Linked DNA regions of Mus musculus: region 2 is linked to region 1. A link is a loop called in an ENCODE intact Hi-C map of the cell type or tissue named here. Cell type or tissue: gastrocnemius. All regions are shown on one strand. Each heading gives the region's core, and the rest is flanking DNA. Links, peaks and the distances in the headings are about the cores only. Region 1 overlaps Stxbp1 (syntaxin binding protein 1). Region 2 overlaps Niban2 (niban apoptosis regulator 2).

Region 1 (8,270 bases), core at 271-8,270:
ACACTGGCCGGCACTCAGACTGGCTTCCTGTGGACACCCTAAGCCTCCCCCATAGGTGCAAAGAGGAGGCTCGTTCCACGCCAGCCTCCAGAGGTGTCTGCTCATCGCTGAGAACAGGGAGCGAGCAGGGGCTAGCGAGAACATCACTCCCTCAGCATGTCCTATCCGGGGAACAAACACCAACAAGGACAGAAATGAATCCAACCAAGCTTGGAGAGACACCCACACATCTACCTTTCCATATTCAAGCAATGTGCACACGCGGGACAGGGCTATATACAGGTCACGGGGTCATAAATAAGGGAGAATTCACTCGGTCCGGAGTTCTGACGCTTCTGCAGTGTGGAGCTTGCATGTGAACTTACTGTGGGATACATACAGAAGATGCTCATTTTTAAAAAACAACACATTACTCTCTTGCTTTTCAGAGGACAAGATGGGGTGTCATCGCACAGGAGAAGAACTCAGCACGGCAACGGGGTGGCCAGGGCGTGCAGGGCTGGGGAGGCAGCAGAGTAACCGAGGTGGCGCACGGGGGAGCTGCAGAGCATTTTGGGAAGGGAGCCGGGGTTTTGGGGGGCAGCTTATTTTTTAACTGCTTATTTCTTCATCTGTTTTATTCAGCTTCTTCAGCGTGTCCAGCAGTTTCTGTGGGGTGAGAATGTGCGTGGATCCTGGGAAGGCAGAGAAGACAGTGAGCTCACTCACCTGTGGTGGCCTGAGGCTTCTGTCCCCGACTCTCCATCCCCCCAACCCTGGTCTGGGTCCAGTGGAAGCTGGGAAGGGTTTGGGGATGGAACCCTTGGGTCCCCGTCAACTAGGCTAAGGAAGCATTTAGGCTCACGCAGGGTCCCAGGATGACCCAGAGCCATCTGTCAGGTGATGGGTGACTGCTTCATTCTCTCTTGAAGTTAAGGTGAAGCCAGGTAGAGAAATTTCAAATATGGCAAGAGACAGTGGCTGAGAAGGGCAGAGGCTTGGAGGTGTCTCTATGTAGAGAGAATGGTGCCTGGCAGGGCATGGGGACCCACTAACCTCTGGGAGCCGGCATGTTGGTGCTGGCACAGTGGGGGACCTCAGGTGTGAGGGAAAGGGCGGGGACCTGAGGCCTTACCTTGTGGAGACCGTATTGTAAGAGACTTGTATTGTAAGAGATTAGAAATGCTTGCAAAAGTTTAAGCTAATGGAATCAGATATACTTCTAGAGCAAAGGTTAAAAAAAATACAAATAAAATTTTAAATGAAGGCCTTTTCCATAGAGATGTAGGTGCACTAAAATGATGCATGGACCAAGTGGTTTGGGCATGGACTTGATCAAACAGAATGAAGGTGACGGTGGTGTGAGCATGAGGCGTGCATGCGCGTGGCAGTGGGTGCAAAGCAGGGTCCTGGTGGAACAGGAGAGCCAAAGGAAAGGTCTGTTCTTGAAAATGTGCCTCCCTGGGGAAGGGACCTGCAAGCAGTAGGCCTCTGTGGGAGTGGGGAGCCGAGATCCCATTCCAGACTTCTGTTCCAAGGGCAGGAACAAGGTGCCTTGCTCCCCGCGCCCCCGACACCACCTGCTTAGTGACCTAGAAGCTTCCTGGTCAGTGTGGACCAGCAGAAGAGCAGCAATCTGAGGGGCTCTTCCAGGTCCTGTCTCTGCATTCACTGTTCTGGTCCAGAAGTCCATCCCTGGCTATGCCCTGGGGTCAACAAGCATGCTGCCCTGAATGTTCTCTGTACTGGCCCTGGGCTTTAAGGATTGTTCCATTAATCTGCAGAGGTGCAGCTCCTTACACAGAGTGGATGTGTAGTCAGGAGCATTTTATTCTGCCCGTCTGCTCAAGCACACTCACTGCAGTGAGCTAGCTAGTCTTCCTAGGAGTCCTAGGGCAGGCCAAAGGCCTTCCCAAGTGAAGGGTCATCAGCATGAGCTAGTGCCAGAGGGAGGGCTGTCCTCCACTCCCTCCATGCTGGGGCTCTGGATCCAGTGAGGAGTGGCCTAGGGCTTCCTAAAGTCAACAAGGAACATACTGGTGAGAGAATGCCCTGCTCCCAGTGCTGGAAACTGGTCCAGGAAACTGGAAGTTTTGATCTGGAAGGTGAATTTAAAGGGGCTCCTTTGATCAGAGGCTTGTTTCAAAGGCCCTCCTCACTTTTCACATGTACATTCAGAAAGTCGGGGAGCTAGATCTAGAATTTTCTGATACTATCTTATTCCTAGTCTTTACTGAAGGACAAGTGTAGAACTAAATCTTGTTGAGCCGGTGAGGCCTCGCTTAGTAGAAGGCTAGTTCCCTTGATCCAGGTCACCCATAGCCAGGTCCTGACGTCCAACAACCTGAACTGTCTCAGTACTGCACAAGGAACTCAGTACCATCCACACCTCAAAGTGAGCGAGGCGAGCCCCTAAGTTGTATTTTACAATTGATCTCATGTTAGTCTCCAAAAGATTGGCTACACTGGCCTTGTCCTCAAGAATGTTGAGGCTCTTCCAGGCCACGCAGCTGGGTGATTGTGAAATGCCGGCAGTGCCGCCAAAGATGAAGTCGAGGCACACTCAAATACCATCTCATTCTTCAAAGACTTAGGGGGTGGCTCTCTGGATTAAGAGCTCCCTGGAGCCTTCTGGGAAAGAAGCCAGCCTTATCAGAGGGACATACAAGGGATGCTTGTATGTCAGAACCAACAGCCCAACCAGGAACACAGCAAAATATTCTCTATATAAGCACACACAAAAACCAGACAAGTGAAAGGTTGATGGGGGTGATGGGGGCACACGCCTTTAATCCCAGCACTCAAAAGGCAGAGGCAGAGCCAGAGGCAGAGCCAGAGGCAGGTGGATCTTTGTGAGTTTGAAACTAGCCTGGTCTACAGAGCTAGTTCCAGGACAGATACACAGAGATACTGTCTTGAAAAACAAAACAACCCTCATAAGTATGTGCACTCAATAGGTCTAATCTAGCCTGAGAGTTCTTTCACTTGTTTTTGTTCCTTTTTAAAAACAACTTTCATTTTATATATGTGAGTGTTTTACCTTCAACGTTTCAGTGCACCACATCTGACCCTGGTGCTCAACGAGGCCAGAAGAGGGCATTGGATCCCCTGTGACAGGATCCTGTGAGGGTACTAGGAATAGAACCCAGATCCTCTGGAAGAGCAGCCAGTGCTTCTAACCACCAAGCCATTTCTACAACTCTCTCATTTGTTCTGATGGCTTCCTGACCATCCCCTCATGCCTGGCACTACTTACCTGCATCACAAGGTGAAAATGTGAAATTCTAATTATCAGACTTCACTCAGGGCCATGCAGAGGGATGACACATGAGGCTTGAGAGAATTAGGCTTCTTCAACGATCAAGTTTCCCCTAACCCACAGCTGCACTAGTGCCTGAAGAGAGGAGCTAGGAGGACACAAACAGCACTGTCTTCCAGAACACATACTTGCTGGGGCCACTCTCCCTTGTGTCTGGGCTTCATCTTAAAGGTAAGCTCCAAAACTATGACTCTCTAAGGGTCTGCACTACTCTGACTCTGTCACCTGGAAGGTCACAACAGGACAGGTGAATGGCTTTCATTTGCCTCTGGCCTCACTGATTTAGGGCTCTGTGGTTTGCCATTGCTTCATCTCCCTGCTCCCCTCAAGACATATATATTTTAAATTTTATTTATTTATCTTTGTGACAGGGTCTGGCTATTCTCAAACTTGTGTACACCAGGCTGGCCTCAAACTTGCATAGATCTGCCTGCCTCTGCCTTCTAAGAGGCAGATTAAAGTCGTGTGTCACCGTGCCCTGTTAGTTTACTTAGGTTTTAGACACACTGTGTACACTAGGCTGGCTTTGAACTTGAGACCTGAGTGCCTCTGTCTCCTCTGGCCTTGGTGGACAGAAGCTCACCTCTATGCTTTACTGCCTATTGACCGTGCTTCTCAGAGGAGGAGGAGCACAGGGAGGATGGAGCTGAGGTCCAGGCCATGGCCTAGTCCATTTCTTGGCTCACAGCTATTGCCCTGGAGGTGATACCTCTCTGCTGGGGGAAGTGGGGGTAAATGGAGTGGCCTACTATTTCTTCTTGCGGCATGGGAACCACACTAAGCAAGCCAGCTTCTGGTGGTATCTAGTAAGCTTCAGAAGAGCCATGCCCCGAGATGCACAGGAGGCTAGAGGTATGTAAGCATGGCTCCAGGCCTGCACATGACCTACTAAATGCAGACTGATTCAAAGGTGCTTGGGTGCAGTAGCCAGGGCTCTCTCACTGTGGCTTACCGGACACTCCAACTTACTAGCTCACTGGGTCACACATCAACTTATGTTGAAAGGACATTTTCAGAGCCCATAATAAAACAGGGAAAAATACTGAGGAATTACTAACACCGAGTTCCCAACATGCTTAAAGGATAGAAACAGAGCAGGAGTGAGGAGGGTCTATTAAGTCACTGACAGACAGACAGACAGACTGACAGCCTGGATGCTCCTGAGCATCAAGCTTTGGGGTATCAAGAACAGATTTCCCCTGAGGGCTGTAGAGCTTATCAAGAGGAGAGAGAGAGAGAGAGAGAGAGAGAGAGAGAGAGAGAGAGAGAGAGAGAGAGGTGTCTTCCCTTCTTCCTCCTCTTGCAAGGGTCACTCCTCATGCCAAGCAACCTGTCTACCACTAAGGCACATCCCAGCCCTCTTTTTACTTTTTAAAAATGCTTTAATTTTATTTTAATTATGCATAAGAGTGTGAGTGTGCACTCATGAATGCAGGTGCCCACAGAGAGGCATTGGATACTCTGGAGCCAGGGTTACAGGAGGTTGTGAGTGGCTGGATGTGGGTGCTGGGAACAGAATCTGGGGCTTCTCCAAGAGCACTATGTGCTCTTAACCACTGAGCCATCTCTCCAGCTACGTTTTTACTTTTTATTTTGAGACGCAGGCTTGTTAAATTGCCCAGGCTGGTCTTGAACTCACTCTGTAGCCCAGGTGGGCCTTGGACCTGCCTCTGCCTGCTGAGTGGCTGGGACACCAGCCTACCCTGCTGGCCTGGAGTAAAAGCAGAACAAGAGAGTGCAGTTTCTGCAGCGTGGGGTGTGGTGAGCAGTGCTATCACGGAACCTACAGCAGCTGAAGGGTGGTCATCCCTCAGCACTGTACCTGTCCCTCTGCCATCCACTGGCCCGGAGCCTCCTCTATCCCCTGTTATTCCCCTCTCACCCTCAGGTGCTGTGGACATCTCCCTAGTGTCGGCCTTTACCTGTGGCCATCCTGAATGTCCGCTGGCCTCACTCTCAGGCTTGCATACCCTGTAGGAGCCTGCATTTCATCCTGGGCAGCTGGCTTGGGTACCAGGCCTCAGACAGCCCTATCCCTAGGCTCCTCTTTGAGGAGTAGTCACATAGCTACTGTCACTTGGCCTAACCCCACTGACTGCACAGCGTTCACCCAGGGCGGGAGTGAGCTGGCGGGTGGAGCCCAGGGTGTGAAGGTGGCACTGGACACATTTTCAATTGGCATTAAGAACCGCAAGCATTTTCTTGGAAAAAGGAAATCAAAGAAATGATAAAGTAAAAAGAGAAAAAGAAAGAAAGAGAGTGACAGGATCATCAAAGAAAGCCCTTCGGAGTGGAAGAGTTTCTTTCTGGAATAAGCTGCTTTTACTTTGTCTCTTTGGCTCTCACTCCATTGTTGGAGCCTGATCCTCAAAAGATACCCTAGAGGACTCCCTGAAGTCGGGGTGTCTCAGGTCCATGAGGAATTTGGTGGGAGTGAGAATGTGAGTAGAACCTGTGGGAGAATAGAGGCCGGCTGAACGAGGCGCCCCGGACACGCCAACGGAGGCCCCAGTGCCCAAAGCTGGAGAGGCGTGAGAGGCGAAGCATGCACGGGCACATGCACACACGTATGCAGGCATGCACAAAACACGTGAGGCACACGGCGGATGGTGGCTGCTTTCAGAAGCCCCTCCATGAACCCACATGGGCAGCTCTCTGTCCCTGGGTCTCCACCCTCCCCCTGCACAAGGAACCTTAAGGAAGGTCCAAAGGGGAAAAGGAAGGGTCACACCCAAAGCTTGGCTGTGACAGCTACTGTCCAGGGAAGCTGTGTTTGAGCTCAGAGTCCTCTAACACATGCATGCAACACATATGCAGGCAGTGAGCAGGGAACACTCATGGGGCCTATGTCACAGACAGAAAAACAAGCAGGGAAATGAATCGTGGCTGCCTGTGGGAGCTGGGGAGGGGTGTGCAGTCTTCCCATGTAGTTGTGCAAAGGTGATGACCCCCTCATGCCTGTCTGGGCAAACCCAGAAACTGTAATCTTACTGCCCTATGGAGCCTGCTTGCTTGGACAGCTTGGGGAGTCCCGGGACTGGGTCATCCAAATTGGATAGACAGAAGTGACACTCGCTGAGATGACCTCACCTGGGAGTGTGGACAGGCGCCTGTGCGCTGAGGGAAGCCTTTCTGGCTGGGCAGCTGAGGGCCGCCTCTCTAGCAGTGCACATGAACCCAATTGAACCCAGATTTCTCTCCCTTGATTGTCTGTCAGCCCTAGATGCTGCAGATGATTCTGGAGACAGGGAGCAGGCCGTGCCGTCTGCCACACAGACCATCTTCCCCCAGTGGCTTATGCTCTTTTGGAAGTGAACAGGAAATACAAGAAAGGGTGTGGCAGCCCAGAAGGTCAGGGCCTGGGTAGGACACCCTTCTGACCCTTCCGACCACTGGGTCAGCAGCATCCATGGACACGCACGCTGTCTGTCTACCTCCAACAGAGGGTGAGGTGGTCAGTAGTGACAGCCCTGCCATCAGGCAAGGTAATGATATGGCTTGGAGAGAGCCTCTCTTTCTTAAGTGACTGCACTCGGGCAGTGTCATTGTATGGATTTGGGACTCTATGCCCAGGCTCTTTCCATTCCAAAATGCTGTCCTTCAGCAAGAGACACAGTGTGGCAGACAGCCCTGGCTTCTGCTATCCGGGGCCAAGTGGTGCTGGGGTGAGGGAGGCCCTAAGATGGAAGTGCCAGGAAGCATGGGATGGAGTGAAGGAGCAGTGAGGCCACAGCAGAACACATGCTTTGCTTACCTATCAGCACTTCCCACTTGCCGTTGGCCTGGGTCACTTCGTAAGCACAGCGCATCTCATTCAGGCTCACACCCCCAAGGATGAAAATAATGAGGCGGGGACCGCTGCGGTACTCCCCGGGGGCCTTATTCTTGTGCCAATGTCCATAGCGGGCACTGAGGGAGAGAGAGCAGATACAGGTGGCTTGTTACCCGGAGCCTCACACAGCGGCATGGCGCTGCTCCCATGCTCATCAGTGCTGCACTGCAGGGGCCTGAGCTGTGACTGCCACTCTCATAAATACCCAGGCTCCTCTCAGCAGCTTTGCCTGGATGGTTCTCACCCAGATGTCTGGGCTTGCCTGGGACTCTGCATCACTGAGTATCAAGTTTGCACACTGCTCACATGTAAAGAAGCTTGTGGAAGCCAGGCTTTCTGGTACTATATCCCCAGGGACAGACAGCACTTGCTCACTAACAAGTCACAATCTAACAGGATGGGAAATGCTGACCACCATGGGCCAGAGCCAGGGCCGCAGGGCACTGCTCAGGCATTACCAGGAGGTAAGGAGCAGCTCAGCCTTCAGTAACAAACCTCCCTCTGTCCCTGCACTTCCTCAGTAGGGACCTAGCCTCAGACACAAGCCAGGACGATGAAAAACATGACAGAGAGGAAGCAAGTCCTCTCTGGACACCAGAACGCTCCACCCTGCTTCATCACGACAGCCCCGGATGCAGTGGGACACTACCAGTCTCTCCTGGGCCCAACTGGCCCAGCAAGTGCAGCCCTTGGAGGCTGTACTTTATTCCACAGCTGGCAATGGCTTGTTCCATCCCAGGGAATGCCAATGCCACAGAGCCACTGCAGACCTCTGGCCCATGACCAGGTAAAGGCCAATGGTGAAGACAGAAAGAAGAAAAGCCAGAGACAAGCCATTGAAAAGGGACAGCGGCTGGCACCCTAGAGCGTTTCTGGTCATGGTGGAGCACACCTTAAATCCCAGCCTTGGAAGGCAGATATCACTGGTGGATCTCTGTGAGTTCAAGGTCAGGCTGGTCAGCAGAGTGAGTTCCAGGACAGACAGAGCTACACAAAGAGATCCTGTCTCAAAAACAAAACAAAACAAAACTAGGGCTGAAGAGATGGTTCAACAGTTAAGAGTACTGACTGTTCCTCTGAAGGTCCTGAGTTCAAATCCCAGCAACCACATGGTGGCTCACAACCATCTGTAATGAGATC
Region 2 (8,323 bases), core at 318-8,317, 130 kb after region 1:
CTACTTTTGCAGCAAGGTGTATTGACAAAGAAAAGCTCTGTTGTTTGCAACCTGGATGTTAGGTCTAGCGTTGGGACAGAGGCCGTCTGGCTTGTGCAGCTGGAAATATTTACCGTCTGTCACACCACGGGAGGGTCACAGGACACGAATGCAGCCACATGTGGGGAGCAGGGCTAGAATGTGAGTCTCAGGTGTCCTAGAGCTATGCCGTGCAGTCTTTAGGGCTGGATGGCTTTTCTCACCTCGTTTGGCTGTTCATTACTCTCAGCTGTTTTTCTGTGGGGTGGGTTAATGGCTGTGCTGGGTCAGGGTGGTGGTATCTTGGAGGACGAAGGAGATTCGGAGAGGGATGGGTAGCAGGGGTTGCCATGGTGCTACAGGGTGAACCACGGCCTTCTCCTGCTGTGCATGCCCTGGCTGGGTAGTCTTGGCGGACGACTGGAAGGTCCATTGCTGACCCCTTTCTCTCCTTCTGTCCTGGGCAGGGATCCCGGAGAACTCAAAGGTGGAGGGCCCTGCATTCACAGACGCCATCCGCATGTACCGCCAGTCAAAGGAGCAGTACGGCACCTGGGAAATGCTGTGTGGCAACGAGGTGCAGGTGAGGTCAGAGGGCCGTGTGAGGGGTCCTCGGGAGTCACCCTGGGGCTTAGTGGGTAAGGCTGCATCAGAAGTGGGGCTCTAGGGTACAGCAGGTTTGGGAAGAGATGGCAAGAACAGATTTGGGTAAATGGGAACCCCTGTTAATCTGTCCACTCGTGTCCCTGAGTCCCGGAGGGCAGGGCAGTTCTGGACAAGATGGCCACAGCCCCCTTCCTCAGTAGCTTTGCCTCACAGGAGACCGACACCACAGGCAGACACCTGTAGGATGTGCTTGGGAGATAGCGCCACAGAGCAAAGTCCTAGTGTGGCTGGAGAGATTCAGAGAAACAAGCCAGATGGATGGACAGACACTAACCCTGCTCCTTCTCCTGTCTCTCCGTCCTAGATCCTAAGCAACCTGGTGATGGAGGAGCTGGGCCCAGCGCTGAAGGCAGAGCTTGGCCCACGGCTGAAGGGAAAGCCTCAGGAGCGGCAGCGACAGTGGATCCAGGTGTGTGGGCCTGGGACCCCTTGGCGGGGACATGGGTGTTGACAGGGAACAGCCGGCACTCGGTCCCCAGCCCCGGCGCCGACACCTCCATTGTCTCCGTAGATCTCGGACGCTGTGTACCGCCTGGTATTTGAACAGGCCAAGGTGCACTTTGAGGACGTGCTGTGTAAGCTGCAGCGGGCCCGGCCGGCCATGGAGGCAGTCATCCGCACCGACATGGACCAGATCATCACCTCCAAGGAGCATCTGGCCAGCAAGATCCGAGGTAGGCGGGTCAGAAGCCACTGGCAGATGCTTGCACACAGCCAGCCCTCCGGGGCCAGGCCAGCTTCCTCAGAGTGCAATCCTTCACTTGCCTGCCTGTTATTCTGCTGAAGAATCAGAGTCAAATCCATGACCGTCCGACTCCTGCAGATTCTTCTCTAAGTTTTACTTCTGCAAACCCAGATTTGATTCTGGCATGCTGGGGATCGAACCTAGGGCTTCACTCAACTCTCATCCACACTTGATGAGCACTCTGTCAGCGAGCTGCGACTCTAGTCTCCTTTACTCTTTGAGACGATGTCGTACACGCGACCCAGGCTAGACTTGGATTTGTGATCCTCCTGCCTCAGCCTCCCGAGTTCCTAAGGTGACAAGCTTTTGACGCTAGGCCCAGATTTTGAATGTGGAGATTTTTGTCTTTGAGGCTCAAACCTCTGTCAGGTCTGATGACGTGTCGCCCTGGTGGACCGTCATGTCACCTTGGGAATACCTAGCTTCTCCAGGTGGCATATGCGTCCTCCATCATCCACGTTGTGTTTCTTTGACTCTGTGCCAGCGGGTGGTGGCTTGCTGATGGTGATTGTGGGTCAGCCACATTCACTGGGAGTTTAGTGGGAAACTAAGAGTTGATGCTTACTGTGTGTTATAAGTATCATCTGGGCAGAAGCGGGGTAGACTTCAGAATGCCCTCTGGGTAAAACATGCTGGGGTTGGGATGTTCTGAAGAACTGGCTGGAAAGAGCCAGGCCACCCCCTCCAGGGCAGGGTCAGCTTCCACAAAGCTCACTGGATCCCCTGAGGCATCTGTGTTACAATTCTTTTCCTTTCTTCCCTTCCTCTCCCCCTTTCTCGCCAGGCCAGCTTCAGACTTGTAACTCTAAATATGTAGTGGAGGATGGCCTTGGGCTTCTAATTCTCCTGCCTCCACTTCTGGAGTGCTGGGATGGCAGATGCACTTCTTCTGCTTTGATCTGCTGTCTTTATTGATCCCTCTCTAAGGATGGGATATCCATGGGCTGGGATGATGGGGTGGGGTGGATTGTGTCCCAGGCTCTGTCACCAACGAAATTCTCTCCCTCCCCATACAGCCTTCATCCTCCCCAAGGCGGAGGTGTGCGTGAGGAACCACGTCCAGCCCTACATCCCATCCATCTTGGAGGCTCTGATGGTGCCCACCAGCCAGGGCTTCACCGAGGTGCGGGATGTCTTCTTCAAAGAGGTCACAGACATGAATCTGAACGTGATCAACGAGGGTGGCATTGACAAGCTGGGCGAGGTGAGACCTGGGCTCGGGTCTGGTGTCCCTCAGAGCATCTGCTGTGTGTCTCAGGGTGGGCTGCCCTTTCTCAGCATTACAGAGACCAGAATCCAACAGGGATCTGTCGCCTAGAGGAAAGAGTGGGTATTTTTACCCTGTACCATCAGTCTTTATGGAGCAAGATGGTTGCTAAGTTGAAAATGGCTTATACAGAGAGGGAATGGAGGAAGGAGGTGGGGAGGGCAAGCTTCAGATGTGGTCTGCATCGTTTACAAGCCACACACCCCATACAGTGTGTCTGTCCTATGGTTCTGCTGACTCAGCTCTCCGGGTGAATGTTTCTTTCTTTCTTTTTTTTTCTTTTTTGGTTTTCCGAGACAGCGTTTCTCTGTGTAGCCCTGGCTGTCCTGGAACTCACTCTGTAGTCCAGGCCTCAAACTCAGAAATCCATCTGCCTCTGCCTCCCAAGTGCTGGGATTAAAGGCGTGCGCCACCACTGCCTGGCTGAATGTCTTCCTATAGTCCCCTGTTGGCTGCCTTTGTCTAGAGTCTGTCCTGAACTTTAGCCGCCTCCTTCAGACTTCAAGTTTGGGAGTCCCAGGCAATAATAATCAGAATGTGTGCGTGACACAGAAGGAACTCAATAATCCTAAAGAGATGTCTATTGAGTTGGGGCCTAAAGACTCAGAGAGAGTAAGTGGGTGTCTTTGCAAGGTCACTAGCATCCAGAGGGCATGAGAACTGTCTTCCAGTGCCTGGCCTTTCTCCTCAACGCTGTGACAGTCTGCCTTTAGGTTCCCTCTCCCTTTTCTCCTGGGCTTGCCCGAATGGGCACCATTTCCGGGAGGCCATCCCTGGGTAGGTATGGCCTGGGCTGGTGCCAGGCCAGGCAGTATGTGGGTGTGTGGGGGCTGTGTGCTCACCCATGTGGCCCTGCTCCCTACAGTACATGGAGAAGCTATCCCAGCTGGCATACCACCCCCTGAAGATGCAGAGCTGCTATGAGAAGATGGAGCCACTGCGGCTCGACGGGCTGCAGCAGCGATTCGACGTGTCTAGCACTTCCGTGTTCAAGCAGCGAGCCCAGATCCACATGCGAGAGGTGTGTCCCCTGAGCCCACACCCCGCTAGCTGCCTTCCATGGCCCCCTAGCACCAGGAGAGGGAGACCTCCCGCCACATGCCTCCCAGAACACCCGTTGCTCACTTAGCTGCCAATCAGGTCTCCATAGGATCCAGCCCTTCCCCCAGGAAGCTGTCCTTGCCACCTAGTCTCTTGCTGGGATTTCTGCATTCAGGCAGACACCTGTATCTAGATTCCCAGAGAGCACACAAGCTACAGACCACCCCTGACTCCTCTGCCACGGGCCTAGGATGGGCACTGGCTGGGGATGCAGGAAGAAAGGGTCTCATGAACTCTGCCGTATGCCTTGTAGCAAATGGACAATGCTGTGTACACCTTCGAAACCCTCCTGCACCAAGAGCTGGGGAAGGGACCCACCAAGGAGGAGCTGTGCAAATCCATCCAGCGGATTCTAGAGCGCGTGCTGAAGGTGAGCCTGACTCCATTGGGCTGGGGTCGACATGGCCAGCCAAGCCCAGGGCTGAGCGGCCAGACACCATCCCCAGGAAGCACCTGGCGCATAGGGTACACGTGAATGCTCCAGGCTTGAGTCTGACCCTCCTGCCAGCTGAGCCCCTTACCCAGAGTCCCTCCTGCCCTCCTCCCTGCAGAAATACGACTATGACAGCAGTTCTGTGCGCAAGAGATTCTTCCGAGAGGCGCTGCTGCAGATCACCATTCCCTTCCTGCTCAAAAAGCTGGCCCCCACCTGCAAGTCGGTGAGTCCCCGCCTTGCCCTTAGCCCCTCAGGGAGTGGCTGGTGGTGCAGCCTCTGAACTTTCTCTGCCTGCTTCCCCGGCAGGAGCTGCCACGCTTCCAGGAGCTGATCTTTGAAGACTTTGCCAGGTTCATCCTGGTGGAGAACACGTACGAGGAGGTGGTGCTGCAGACGGTCATGAAGGACATCCTGCAGGGTGAGCAGGGAGGGGCAGCCCAGAAGAGACAGGCGGCAGAGAGAGGCCAAGACTCCAGGAAGAGGCTGCGTCCAGACACTGGCTTCTCTGTGCCTTAGGTTTCCTCTCTGGGTGGAGTGGTCAGAGTGGGACATAGTGGTCTGCCAGCTTGAGCTCTGGGCTTGAGTTATACTTTTGCGGCAGGAAGGCCCAGAGCAAAGCAAGGCCCAGGAGGCTGTCTGGTTTGCCATGACTGTCCATGCTGAGTGTGCTGTGTCTCTTTGGTCTTGCAGCTGTGAAGGAGGCCGCAGTGCAGCGCAAACACAACCTCTACCGTGACAGCATGGTTCTGCACAATAGTGACCCCAATCTACACCTGCTGGCTGAGGGCACACCAATCGACTGGGGCGAACAGTACGGTGACAGCGGTGACAGCGGCGGTGGTGACAGTGGTGGCAGCCCCTGCCCCTCTGAAGCAGCCACCCTCACAGAAAAGCGCAGGCGTGCCAAGCAGGTGATGTCCGTGGTCCAGGACGAGGAGTCGGGGCTGCCCTTTGAGGCTGGCGTTGAACCGCCATCACCTGCATCCCCGGACAGTGTCACCGAGCTCCGAGGCCTGTTGGCCCAGGACCTGCAGGCTGAAAGCTCCCCACCAGCCAGCCCTCTTCTCAATGGGGCTCCAGTCCAAGAGAGCTCCCAACCCGTGGCAGTCCCAGAGGCCTCACCGCCAGCCTCACCCCTCCGGCATCTCCCACCTGGAAAGGCTGTGGACCTTGAGCCCCCTAAGCCCAGTGACCAAGAGACCGGAGAGCAGGTGTCTAGCCCCGGTAGCCGTCCCCCCATCCATACCACCACTGAGGACAGTGCGGGAGTGCAGACGGAGTTCTAAGCATGGCCTCCAGGCTTCTGTTGGACTCTGCACCAGGGCGCTCCTCCTTGGGCACCACAGCCTCTCACCTCTGGGGAGGGGTACTCCAGTTTGTGCCTTGTGGGAAAGGTGGCTGGGGTGGTGTGGCATCTCCAGGGGTCTGGCCTACCCAAGTCACTTTATGGGGTTCAGTACACCTGTTACTGCCCCGTTTTCTGTGGGCTGATCTCCAATGCTGGGTCTGGTTTTGAGGGTTTCCTCTTTGTGCAAGGGTCTGGGGAGCCCCTCCATCCCGCCCTCGTACTGTTACGGCGGCAGATGAAAGCAGTGGTGGTGTGACTCACGTATAGGAAGCTAGGAAGCTGTCATCTCACTCTGGGGCTCCTTGGGACCAACGTGGCAAGGAAAAGGCAGACCAGGCCTCTGTCCCGCCCACTCCCTGCAGGTCCCAAGGTTAGACACTGGCCTCACTTTGCTAGCTACTGCTGTGGGAGGGCGGGGCTTAGGGGTCTTACAGGGGAGTGATGCTAGAGGTCAGAGGTCATGATGGAATGAGAAAGGCCCAGAATGTGTTAGTCTGTGCAGGGGAAGTGTCCTGAGGGGGAGGGAGCTTGGGAGTGTCTTTGCCAGGATGGCAAAGTGAAGGTAGCTGAAGTTGGAGTGTCTTGGGTGACCCGTTCCTGCTCATCTGGCTGACAACGCTCATTGGCAGGGCTTAGCTGTGGGCTGTTTCACTACGTGCCAGGAAGCTGGTGGGGCTCCAGAGGGACATTGAGGGCTATGGCTCTCTGAGACACTGCTGACCATTCATGGCCTCTGCTCCCGTCACCTAATCCTGATAATTCCAGACCCCTCTTCCAATGTCCTTGTGAGCCATTTGGGCTTGTCTTTCCCTCTTAGTCACAAGGGTCAAACCAAGAGTCAGTTAGCTAGATGACTCTCCCCAGACTCTGTCGCCAGAGTTGGGAGAACAAAGCAGAGACTGCCGCTCCAAGGCCCCCAGGACGAGGTCCCTCCCAGTCCTGTGTCCCTTGCTCTGTGGACCTGCTCCCCAGACGCAGGCCTCAGACCCACAGGATGTGGCCGGTGCTCAGGGACACCCAGTCCCCTGCCCTCACTCCGAGTACTGACTTCTTTCCATGTTCTCTAGTGCCTTGGGGGTTTCCACCATCCTTCCAGATATGGTATGAAGAATCTATGCAAACTGTGTAAGCTTCTGCTCATCAATAAACGCTTTATTTAAAGCTCATTTCCTCATGTGCTGCTGGGGTGGGGGAGATCTGGGCCTACCGTATCTAGGGATCCATTCATCCCAGATCTCTTGGGCTCATCATATGAGCTACCAGGCCCCTGATCTGAGTGTGTTCCTGCACGTGTGTACAGGTACAAATTCACATGTGCATGTGGAAGCCAAAGGATCTCGGATCATTCCGCCTCGTGTTTTGAGATGAGGTCTCATTAGCCTGGAACTCACTAACTCGGTTAGCTTGGCTGACTGGTGAGTCCCAGGGTCTGCCGGCTTCAGCTTCCTCAGTACTTTGATTACATGTACTGGCCTGGCTCTGTGAGATCTGGGGAGCCAGACTTCCAAATGACAACTAATGTACTGAGGCCTCTTTCTCTAACTCATTCTTACAATCCCCTATTTTAGAGGGAGAAACTGAGGCTCAGAAAGAAGGGGAGAGGCCATAGAGCTTTCAGGTGACTAGCCTTCTGATGGCTCATCAGTCCCATGTGTCCACCATGAGGGTGGCCTCCAGGCCTGAGCTAGGTGCTAATGTCTAGTTCCCCCAGAGCCAGTCAAGTAGTAATATTTGTTGAGCACATGCTGTAGGCCATATACACTATACTGGGGAGGGCAGTAGGGTGCCATGTCACATGGAACCCTTCACTACAGCTGGTGAGGGTGGGCTGCCCCTCTGAAAGTTAACATGCCTTCCAGTTGCCTCAGCAGCCCCCTCACCTAGGATAATCATTGCAGGAACACAACCTGTCCCATGAGCACAGGCTACTTATAAATAAATAATGAGACCCCCATCTCTGGCTCTGTTCCCCTCGCCCTCTTTCAAGAGGGTGTTGCCTAACTCTCCATGGGGCAATGTTTCTGTTGCCTTCCCTCTGACCCAGGGGCAGCAGCTCTCGCCCTTTTCCCCAGAAGAGCTGCCCTCTCCCCGGACTCTGCCTACTCCTACCCCTCCCAAGTTCTCATGGACCTAGGGGTGACTCTGCAAGGAGTCAGATTTACTGGTGCTCCTGTTTTGAATCAACCTGCCTGTGTAGGCTAAGGATGCAGATATGGGAGGGTGGGTGTTCAGAAAGAAGCAAAAGGGTGCTGGGGAGTCTTGCACAACCCACCCCTTCCCAGAGACACTGGTGCACCTTAGGACGGGATGGCTGATACATTCCACAGATATGGACACCTCCAGGAGGGGCAGACAGCTGGGTGTAGCGCTGAGGCTTGGCTACTAACATGGATTCCTGAGTCCTGCAGGGCCACCTCCCTACGCTGGACCTTGGCCCCCTGCCCCAAGGCTCCACCACCAGCAGATTTGCCCTGTCTTTTGTTCACTGTTCAGAATAGCTATGTCACAGGCCAGGAACATTCCACCTGCCTGCCTAGTGCTCAGAGCAGTGGGGGTCGGGGTGGCAGGTGGTGGGTGACAAAGGCCTATGGCAGTCTTGCCCTAGTCTGGGGAATGAGGGTAGGTGGGAGTCCAGCAGTGGTGGAGATGGTACCAAGGAAGGGCCAGGGCTGGTAGGTGCTGTGCCTTCAGCTGCTGTGGTAGATCCGGAGGCGCTGGGAGATCTCCTGGCGGCACAGTGGG

What was found. Hi-C counts contacts between places; a loop is a spot of excess contacts. Peaks named below come from ENCODE experiments on the same cell type or tissue, not always from the same donor. Only the 100,000 strongest peaks of a DNase experiment are listed, where the experiment ranks them.
Region 2: a loop joins it to region 1, with 2.3 times the contacts of the local background. A loop is called at or near these places in 10 of 42 quality-filtered maps.

What each region holds. Positions count from the first base shown.
Region 1 is chr2:32,788,964-32,797,233 of GRCm38, forward strand. Stxbp1 (syntaxin binding protein 1) reads right to left here. Exons shown (of 19, transcript NM_009295.2): 18 at 7,053-7,207; 19 at 1-674. The coding sequence ends at 592. Among named protein-coding and RNA genes, the nearest start is that of Cfap157, 8.7 kb to the left of the region's middle. In gastrocnemius, for the core only: no CTCF peak of the experiment used is centred there; no DNase peak of the experiment used is centred there; H3K27ac peaks cover 1,928 bases.
Region 2 is chr2:32,918,508-32,926,830 of GRCm38, forward strand. Niban2 (niban apoptosis regulator 2) reads left to right here. Exons shown (of 14, transcript NM_146119.2): 6 at 486-601; 7 at 989-1,093; 8 at 1,196-1,358; 9 at 2,446-2,633; 10 at 3,562-3,717; 11 at 4,051-4,167; 12 at 4,349-4,456; 13 at 4,540-4,651; 14 at 4,924-6,746. The coding sequence ends at 5,519. Lrsam1 (leucine rich repeat and sterile alpha motif containing 1) reads right to left here. Exons shown (of 26, transcript NM_199302.3): 26 at 6,708-8,323. The coding sequence ends at 8,269. Among named protein-coding and RNA genes, the nearest start is that of Lrsam1, 39 kb to the right of the region's middle. In gastrocnemius, for the core only: no CTCF peak of the experiment used is centred there; DNase peaks (open chromatin) are centred at 8,106 and 8,311.